Linked DNA regions of Homo sapiens: region 1 is linked to region 2. A link is an interaction called in ENCODE POLR2A ChIA-PET data of the cell type or tissue named here. Cell type or tissue: endothelial cell of umbilical vein. All regions are shown on one strand. Each heading gives the region's core, and the rest is flanking DNA. Links, peaks and the distances in the headings are about the cores only. Region 1 overlaps EIF2AK2 (eukaryotic translation initiation factor 2 alpha kinase 2). Region 2 overlaps SULT6B1 (sulfotransferase family 6B member 1).

The links. Peaks named below come from ENCODE experiments on the same cell type or tissue, not always from the same donor. Only the 100,000 strongest peaks of a DNase experiment are listed, where the experiment ranks them.
Region 1: POLR2A ChIA-PET joins it to region 2 with 5 read pairs; 3 of 35 experiments call an interaction of 5 or more read pairs at or near these places.

What each region holds. Positions count from the first base shown.
Region 1 is chr2:37,120,686-37,125,080 of GRCh38, reverse strand. It overlaps EIF2AK2 (eukaryotic translation initiation factor 2 alpha kinase 2), which reads left to right. Exons shown (of 17, transcript NM_001135651.3): 12 at 2,417-2,575. Among named protein-coding and RNA genes, the nearest start is that of EIF2AK2, 34 kb to the left of the region's middle. In endothelial cell of umbilical vein, for the core only: no CTCF peak of the experiment used is centred there; no DNase peak of the experiment used is centred there.
Region 2 is chr2:37,179,298-37,183,692 of GRCh38, reverse strand. SULT6B1 (sulfotransferase family 6B member 1) reads left to right here. Exons shown (of 7, transcript NM_001367551.1): 3 at 179-268; 4 at 4,109-4,235. Among named protein-coding and RNA genes, the nearest start is that of SULT6B1, 7.2 kb to the left of the region's middle. In endothelial cell of umbilical vein, for the core only: no CTCF peak of the experiment used is centred there; a DNase peak (open chromatin) is centred at 1,742; H3K27ac peaks cover 1,315 bases.

The sequences.
Region 1 (4,395 bases), core at 76-4,075, 59 kb after region 2:
AGATCATGCCATTGCACTCCAGCCTGGGCAACAAAAGCGAAACTCCCTCTCAAAAAAAAATAAAAATAAAAATAATAAAAAGAATACTATTTAGGGAGGCTGAGGTGAGTGGATCACTTGAGCCCAGGAGTTTGAGACTAGCCTGGGGCAACATGGCAAAACTCCACCTCTACAAAAAATACAGTAATTAGGCCGGTGTGGTAGCCACGCCTGTAGTCTCAGCTACTTCAGAAGCTGAGGTGGGAGGACCATTTGAGCCCAGTAGGTGGAGGCTGCAGTGAGCCATGGTCACACCACTGCACTACAGCCTGGGTGACAGAGTGAGACCCTATCTCCAAAAAAAAAAAAAGAATGTTATTCAAATTATGGATTTATATCCAAGAAGATATAAATCACAGTGTCATTCATTAACAGTAAAAAGTTAGAACAAACAAAATATCCAGCAGTAAAGAAATGAGTATATATATTTTGTTCTGTCCCCTGATCGATGGCTGTTTTGCAGCCATTAAAAATGACTGGCTGGGCCAGGCATGGTGGCTCACGCCTGTAATCCCAGCACTTTGGGAGGCCAAGACAGGCAGATCACGAGGTCAAGAGACTGAGGCCATCTGGCCAACATGGTGAAACTCTGTCTCTACTAAAAATACAAAAATTAGCTGGGCATGGCAGCGTACGCCTGTAGTCCCAGCTACTTGGGAGGCTGAGGCAGGAGAATCGCTTGAACCCAGGAGGCGGAGGTTGCAGTGAGCCAAGATCGCGCCATTGCACTCCAGCCTGGGCGACAAAGCAAGACTCTTCTCAAAAAAAATGACTGGCTGGGTGCAGTGGCTCAGGCCTGTAATCCTACCACTTTGAGAGGCCAAGGCTGGTGGATCACTTGAGGTCAGGAGTGCGAGACCAACCTGGGCAACATGGAGAAACCCTGTCTCTACAAAAAATATAAAAACTAGCCAAGTGTGGTGGTGTGTGCCTGTGGTCCTAGCTACTAGGGAGGCTGAGGTAGGAGGATCGCTTGAGCCCTAGGGGTGGAGGTTGCAGTGAGCCAACATTGCCACTGCACTCCAGCCTGGGTGACAGAGTGAGACCCTGTCTCAAAAAAAAAAGGAAGAATCTAAAATAACATTATTTTAGGATTGTCAAAGTATCAGTAATTTTTTTTATTTTTGCAAATTTGTGTCATATACTTTAAAACTTCTTGCATTAAAAAATAAAATTGTAAAATGATTATTCTTCCTCATCTTTGAAATCTCCAATTTATTTACTGCACTTAGCATGGAATTTTCTTAGGTCTTGGCAACACATCCCTGTAAAGCCTTCCACCATTTCACCTTCTCTGCATAAGTTATCCTCTTTGTGTATATTTGCCACACATTGAAAATCCTGAATTAGGTACTTCACACTGCCTGGGTTACCTAGCCTTGCTGCCTAAATGTGGTTTGCTTGTGAAATACAAAGATTTTAACACAAATCTAAGCAAAACATAATGTATGATTTAGCTATGAAAAATTGCACTGGCTGGGTCCATTGGCTCATGCTTGCAATCCCAGCACTTTGGGAGGCTGAGGCAGGTGGATTGCTAGATCCCAGGAGTTTGAGACCAGCATGGGCAGCGTGGCAAAACCCCATCTCTACAGAAAATAGAAAAAATTAGATGGGTGTGGTGGTGTGCTCCTGTGGTCCCAGCTACTCAGGAGACTGAGGTGGGAGAATTGTTTGAGGCTAGAAGGTTGAGGCTGCAATGAGCCAAGATTGTGCCACTGCACTCCAACCTGGGTGACAGAGCAAGACTCTGTCTCAATAAAATAAATAAATTAATTAAAATGACATCACTGGCATTTCAAGAGTACTACAGATGATTTTTAAATTGTCTGATGCTTGGCATTAAGTCGCTGCCTTTTATTTATTTATTTTTTGAGACAGAGTCTTGCTCTTTTGCCCAGGCTGGAGTGCAGTGGTGCAATCTTGGCTCACTGCAACCTCCGCCTCCTGGATTCAAGCGATTCTCCTGCCTCAGCCTCCCAAGTAGCTGGGATTACAGACATGCGCCACTGTGCCCAGCTAAATTTTTTGTATTTTTAGTAGAGATGGGGTTTCACCATGTTGGTCAGGCTGGTCTTGAACTCCTGACCTCGTGATCCGCCCACCTTCGCCTCCCAAAGTGCTGGGATTACAGGCCTGAGCCACCGCGCCCGGCCACTGCCTTTTATTTTATCTTGAGAGTGAGAACTGCTATGTTTTTTTTCAGTATGTTCACTTTTTCCTTTTGAATGTCCTGGCTTCCATTCTAAAACTATGTGAGAACCACAGCAATGGTTTAATAAGGGAATGTAGACAGTTGTCTATTACATGAGGTGTTTTGTGGTTGTTATGAGGGATGTACACTGACACTGCCATGTTCCCTGTTCCTTTTAACTAGGAAGGCGGAGCGTGAAGTAAAAGCATTGGCAAAACTTGATCATGTAAATATTGTTCACTACAATGGCTGTTGGGATGGATTTGATTATGATCCTGAGACCAGTGATGATTCTCTTGAGAGCAGTGATTATGATCCTGAGAACAGCAAAAATAGTTCAAGGTAACTAAAAATAAATTCTCATAGCCATAATAGGATGGAAGGAAATTGTTATTTACTATGTATGGGCCACTGGATAAGGCTATTAATCATCACGATTAATTATCACAATTCCCTCTGAGAGACACTGTTATCTCTCCATTCCGAAGGTAAGGAGAAAGTGAAAATCTCTTCCTTGCTCCTCCTCTTGCTGCAGACTTGCTCTCACAACCCTCTGTTACATCCTCAGCTGTCTGCAAAATCTCAGGTTCAGCTTTCCTGACTCCATTGTTTCATGGAGAGCCTTGTTCACGTGCCGGCTTCAGCGCAGGCTGTTTAAGTGTAGTCTTGTGAAGAGAGTTTTAACATATAGATGCTGCATCTGGGGGCTCCCTCCTCAGCTACCAACACTTTTCTGTCCCTCTCTTAGGCTGTGATTGGTGTGGTGCCGTCAGAGGGTCTCTTTGGAATGTAACTATACCACTTATGCTGGGGTGGTGGGGAGTGAAAATATTTTTAAGACCACAAGCTGAGATGGGGGCACCCTCATGTTTTATGTCAGTTAAGCCATTGCCAAACAACTGGAGATCCTAAAGAGCTGGCATCTGTCTTTGAAAGTCACCCAACCTATTATGGGGACAGTCCTCTCACTAAAATCCTGAGGCCAATGGGGTCCCATTCATTCATTTTCTCCTGCCCCACCTCCATCTCCATGTCGTGTAAGTGAGAACATTATCATCAGTTCAGGAGTTATTGACCGTCAGCATACAGGACTTCAGCTTTCAGCAAATTCTTGGCTACCTCTTCCTGTTTTCAAGCTGACATATATACAAAGAATATAAATGAATATTGAGGCTAACTTAATTCAGAAAAAAAATAAAACGTGGTTAGCAAAAAAAAAAAAAAAAAAAATCAAGCCTCCAATTTATGTATCTTAGTAATTTGTTGGCACTTCTCTTAGAGTACCTTCCCTATTGTTTTAGGTTTGCTTTCCCTTTACTCTCTCCTATTAGACTATTATCCCCGTGACGGCAAGGATATAGTGTCTAACTGATTTTCTCATCTCTAGGTGCCTTTCATGCTTAGTAGATCAATGGTGAATTAAAAGGTTTCAAAGTTACTTTATATAATAATGAAATTTAGTTTCCTGCATTGTATTCATGTTCCTATTTCTATCTGTTAGCAATGGTGATTGCAGATCTTCAGCAATGAAGAATGGGTGGCTCATTTTTTTTTTCTTCTCGTTTTTTTTTTTTTTTTTTTTTTTGAGACGGTGTCTCGCACTGTCGCACAGGCTGGAGTGCAGTGGTGCAATCTTGGCTCACTGCAAGCTCTGCCTCCCGGATTCACAGTATTCTCCTGCCTCAGTCTCCTGAGTAGCTGGGACTACAGGCGCCCGCCACCACGCCCGGCTAATTTTTTGTATTTTTAGTAGAGACGGGATTTCACCGTGTTAGCCAGGATGGTCTTGATCTCCTGACCTCGTGATCCACCCGCCTCGGCCTCCCAAAGTGCTGGGATTACATGCGTGAGCCACCGCGCCCGGCCTCTTCTTTTTTTTTTTTTGAGACAGAGTCTTACTCTATCGCTCATGCGGGAGCACAATGGCGTGATCTCAGCTTACTGCAATCTCTGCCTTCTGGGTTCAAATGATTCTCGTGCCTCATCCTCCCGAGTAGCTGAGACTACAGGTGCCGCGCCACCACACCCAGCTAATTTTTGTGTTTTTAGTAGAGATGGGGTTTCGCCATGCTGCCCAGGCTGGTCTCAAACTCCTGAGCTCAAGCAATCCGCCAGTCTCGGCCTCCCAAGGTGCTAGGATTATAGGCGTGAGCCACCGTGCC
Region 2 (4,395 bases), core at 65-4,064:
CAGCCTGGGCGACAGAGTGAGACTCTGTTTCAAAAAAGAAAAATTGGAGGAGGAGGAGAAGATATAGTGACAGTAGTGCTAGAAACTATCACTTAGATACCAAACCTAGGAGTGATTCAACACACACACACACATGCACACACGTGCACATTTTCACCTTTTTGTGTATATTTTTAAGAGAATGAAAGGCTTTCCATCACCAAGGATTTTGGCAACTCACCTCCACTATGACAAATTACCTGGGTCTATCTTCGAGAATAAAGCCAAGGTGAGTGTCCTTTCCTACTGATAATTCTTTGAAATTTCTATGTATAGATATTAGTTTTTGGAAGTAGATCATGAGTTTGTTCCTTCTCATAGAAGCTTAATAAATGAACTGTGACATTTAGTTTTTTTGTTTTTGTTTCTTTCTTGACATATATTTGCTATAGTTGCACTCAAGTCAAATGCATTTTCAACAAGGAAATAAAACATATGCATAGAATAAAATGTATTTTATAATCTGTTTTACAGTGAATAATTTTCTGAATCCTGATAGAATATTTAGAGTGTTTCATGCACACACAAAAAATACAATTTAGTAAAATGAGAAAAAAATTGTTCCTTTCTTTCTGGTGAGCACTATTTACCTGAGGCCTAAAACTATTTTTTCAAATATATTTAAAATTTTTATAGAGACAGCATCTCACTATGTTGCCCAGGCTGGTCTCGAACTCCTGACTTCAAGAGATCCTTCTGCCACCAAGGCCTCCCAAAGTGGTGAGATTACAGGCATGGGACACCATGCCTCGCTGAAACTATTTTATTTTTGAATTTCACATGTAGTAACAAACTTCACAGCATGCATACAGAACTATATGTGCTTTGGCTGTTCTTATCATTTGTTTAAAAATGTTGTTTTATTAATCAGTATTGATATATTTCTTGTAATTACTAGTTTTTACCCAACCCTTTCTGTTTCCTCTCTCCTGGTCTCCCCTCTGTTCCTTATTTCTTGGTGCCTTTTTTCTGTCTCAGAAGAAAATGATTTGAATTAGTTACAATCAAGATTTATTTAAACTCCCTGCAGGGTGCGGTGACTCACACTTGTAATCCCAGCACTTTGAGAGGCCGAGGTGGGCAGATCACTTGAAGTCAGTAGTTCGAGACCAGCCTGGCCAACATGGTGAAACCACATCTCTACAAAAAATATTAGGTTGGTGCAAAAGTAATTGCGTTTTTTGAATTACTTTTAATGGCAAAACCCCCAATTTTTGCACCAACCTACTAAAAATAGCCAGGTGTGATAGCACGTGCCTGTAATCTCAGCTACTTGGGAGCCTGAGGCAGCAGAATCGCTTGAATCTGAGAGGCGGACGTTGCAGTGAGCCAAAATCTCGCCACTGCTCTCCAGCCTGGGCGGCAGAGCGAGACCTTGTCTCAAAAAAAAAAAAAAAAAATTTAACTTCTGCCGAATGCTAGCAAGAAGAATGGGAGAATAGTGAGGTAAGAGCAAAGAAAGGCACAACAGGAAAACTGTTAAGATGACTACAATTTCAATGGTAAGAGGCAGGAGGGGAAGCAAAATAAGAAAGGAAGAGTAGGAAAGCAAACCTTAGGGAAGTGGAGGTTTAGAATGAGCAGCTTTGTGGCTGTGATACAAGAATCCTAGTAGCTTAAAATGGGAAAATATCTTAAAGGTCATCTATGCTAATTCCCATTGAGTGTTTGAATTCCACTAAGCAGCTGGACCATGATTCAGCACCTCCAATGATAAAGATCTCCAGTATCCCCTAAGCCAGCTTTGAATAGCTCTGTTAAACAGTTTTTCCTTATATCGCGAATGTGTAAAGTCTGAAATACCATTTTAACACGTAATTTCCCCCATTGAATGCAGTTAACACATTTTTCCTTAGTGTCTCTATAATAAACAGAGCTGAAGTAATTTATAAAGCGTTGGACTTGGGGCACGCAGGCTTTTGAACAGAGTTTCACATTTGTAAGAATATAAGGGCAAGAAAAGAGCAACAGGGGCTGGATGCAGTGGCTCACATCTGTAATCCCAGCACTTTGGGAGGCCGAAGCAGGAGGGATCGCTTGAGCCCAGGAGTTCAAGACCAGCCTTGGCAACATAGTGAGACCCCTGTCTCTACAAAAAATACAAAAATTAGCCGGGCATGGTGGTGCACCGCTGTGGTCCCAGCTACTTGGGAGGCTGAGATGGAGGATTGCTTGAGCCCAGGAGGCAGAGGTTGCAGTGAGTGAGATCGCGCCACTGCACTCTAGCCTGGGTAACAGAGTCAGACCCGGTCTGAAAAACAACAAAAAACAAGAGCAACAGCAGGGAGGTAAGACGTTGACGTGGGGAATTTGTTCATACTCCAGCCAATTAGCCCTCAAATTCAAATTTATGTCTTTGTAAACTTACAGATTGCTACAAGCCAGGGCAACTGAGTGGTAGTTAAAGCCTCAAATATAAAGCCCTCAAATGGCAAGAATCTACTATATTTGGACTAGGGGGAGGGAAGAGTGTTAGATCTAAGTACAAGACAAGACCCAGACCCATTGATCTCTACTCAATTTTATCCTGTTGGTGTTAGTTAAATTCTTTAGGCAGACAAGGTATTTTGAGATCCTGATTCCCTCCCACTTTCATGTTATTTACAAATTTGGTAAATATAGCTTCTATATCTTTACCTAAATGATTCATTAAAACATTAACTATTACCCAGCCAAGAGAGTGGAAGGGCTTATTAAAAACCTCCCAGCAGGTTTACATTAGTTAATTAACTATTTATACCCAGTCAGTTTTGTTATTGTTGTTATTGTTGAGATGGAGTCTTGCTCTGCTGCCCAGGATGCAGTGAAATGGCACAATCTTGGCTCATGACAACCTCCGTCTCCTAGGTTCAACCAATTCTCCTGCCTCAGCCTCCCGAGTAGCTGAGACTACAGGTGCACAACACTGCGCCTGGCTAATTTTTGTATTTTTAGTAGCACCAGGGTTTCCCCATGTTGGCCAGGCTGGTCTCGAACTCCTGATCTCAAGTGATCCAGCCGCCTCAGCCTCACAAAGTGCTGGGATAACAGGCATAAGCCACCATGCCCAGCCCCCAGTCAGTTTCATATGCCTAACTGCTCCTGATTCTGCCTTACATTCTTACTTTTTCTGTAGGAGAAATCATAAGCTACTCCACCTACTAATCTAAAACCATGTTGAAAAAATCCAGGTGTTAGCTGACTTGTTCTTAGAGGGTCCATGTTGCCCCCTGTTGGTTACAGTTTCCTCTTTTATGTGGCCCCAAATCTTGTTTTTAGTCAATTCTAGACTTCTCCCAAATGAAAGTGAATATCACAAATCTGCACTTTGCAAAATCCACATCTTTCCCCTTTCTGAAAATGAAATGACTTCTGCCTGTTCTAGTTGTCTGGCCTCACATGTTTTCAGATTCCTCGGAATTCAGGAACATGCTGGATCATGTGTCCTCCAGTTTCCTCAGTTCTTGAAATAGAAGGCTTCAGGCCAGAAGGCTGAACTCAGAGCAGACGTGTGATCCTCTGCAATCTTTTGGTTCTCTGGGGTTTCAGTTTGTTCTTTACGATGTTTATTTCATGCTACTCATCCAAAGGAACACTTTCCTCATCAAAGAAGGCAGATATAGGAATTCAGACGTTCTGTGTCATGTACTCACCCATAAACATCATACCCAGAGAGTGGGCTTTGCCATTCTTTAATCTTCTCCTACCAACTCTAAAACATTATTTTTGTCGTCCTTAACATTATTTGCAATTTTTATTTGAGGATTTAAGCTTTCAGGTCATACTCTTGTGATTATCCTAGTGAGCTTGGTCTTTTTTTCCTTTTTACATCTTCTGTGCATCTTATTGCCTAAATTCATTTGCAAGAATCCTTTGCAACAATATCAATCTTTTTCTTCTTCTTTCTCTCCTTTCCCCAGATTTCCCCATCAGCCACCTCCTGTTCCTCAGTTTCCTACTGTCATTCTTTCTCTATATATTAACACAATTATGTAATATACGAGTGGACATGATGATATTGCTCACCCTTTTAATTTTCCAAATTTCAAAACATAGACCCAAATAAATTAACTCAATTTTTGCTCCCTAGATATTGGTGATATTTCGAAACCCTAAAGATACAGCAGTATCTTTTTTGCATTTCCACAACGATGTCCCCGATATTCCAAGCTATGGCTCTTGGGATGAATTCTTCAGACAGTTCATGAAAGGACAAGGTATGGCTGTTGGTAAAAGAATTATTCTTACTTGATCAGATGACCACATAAATGTGAAAACCCAAATGTGTTTTAGGGTAAAGGAAGAAGATTTAGGTAGATCTGGGAACCAAAAAGTTTCATTTAAATGAACGGTCATAGCACCATTAGTTCTGTGCAT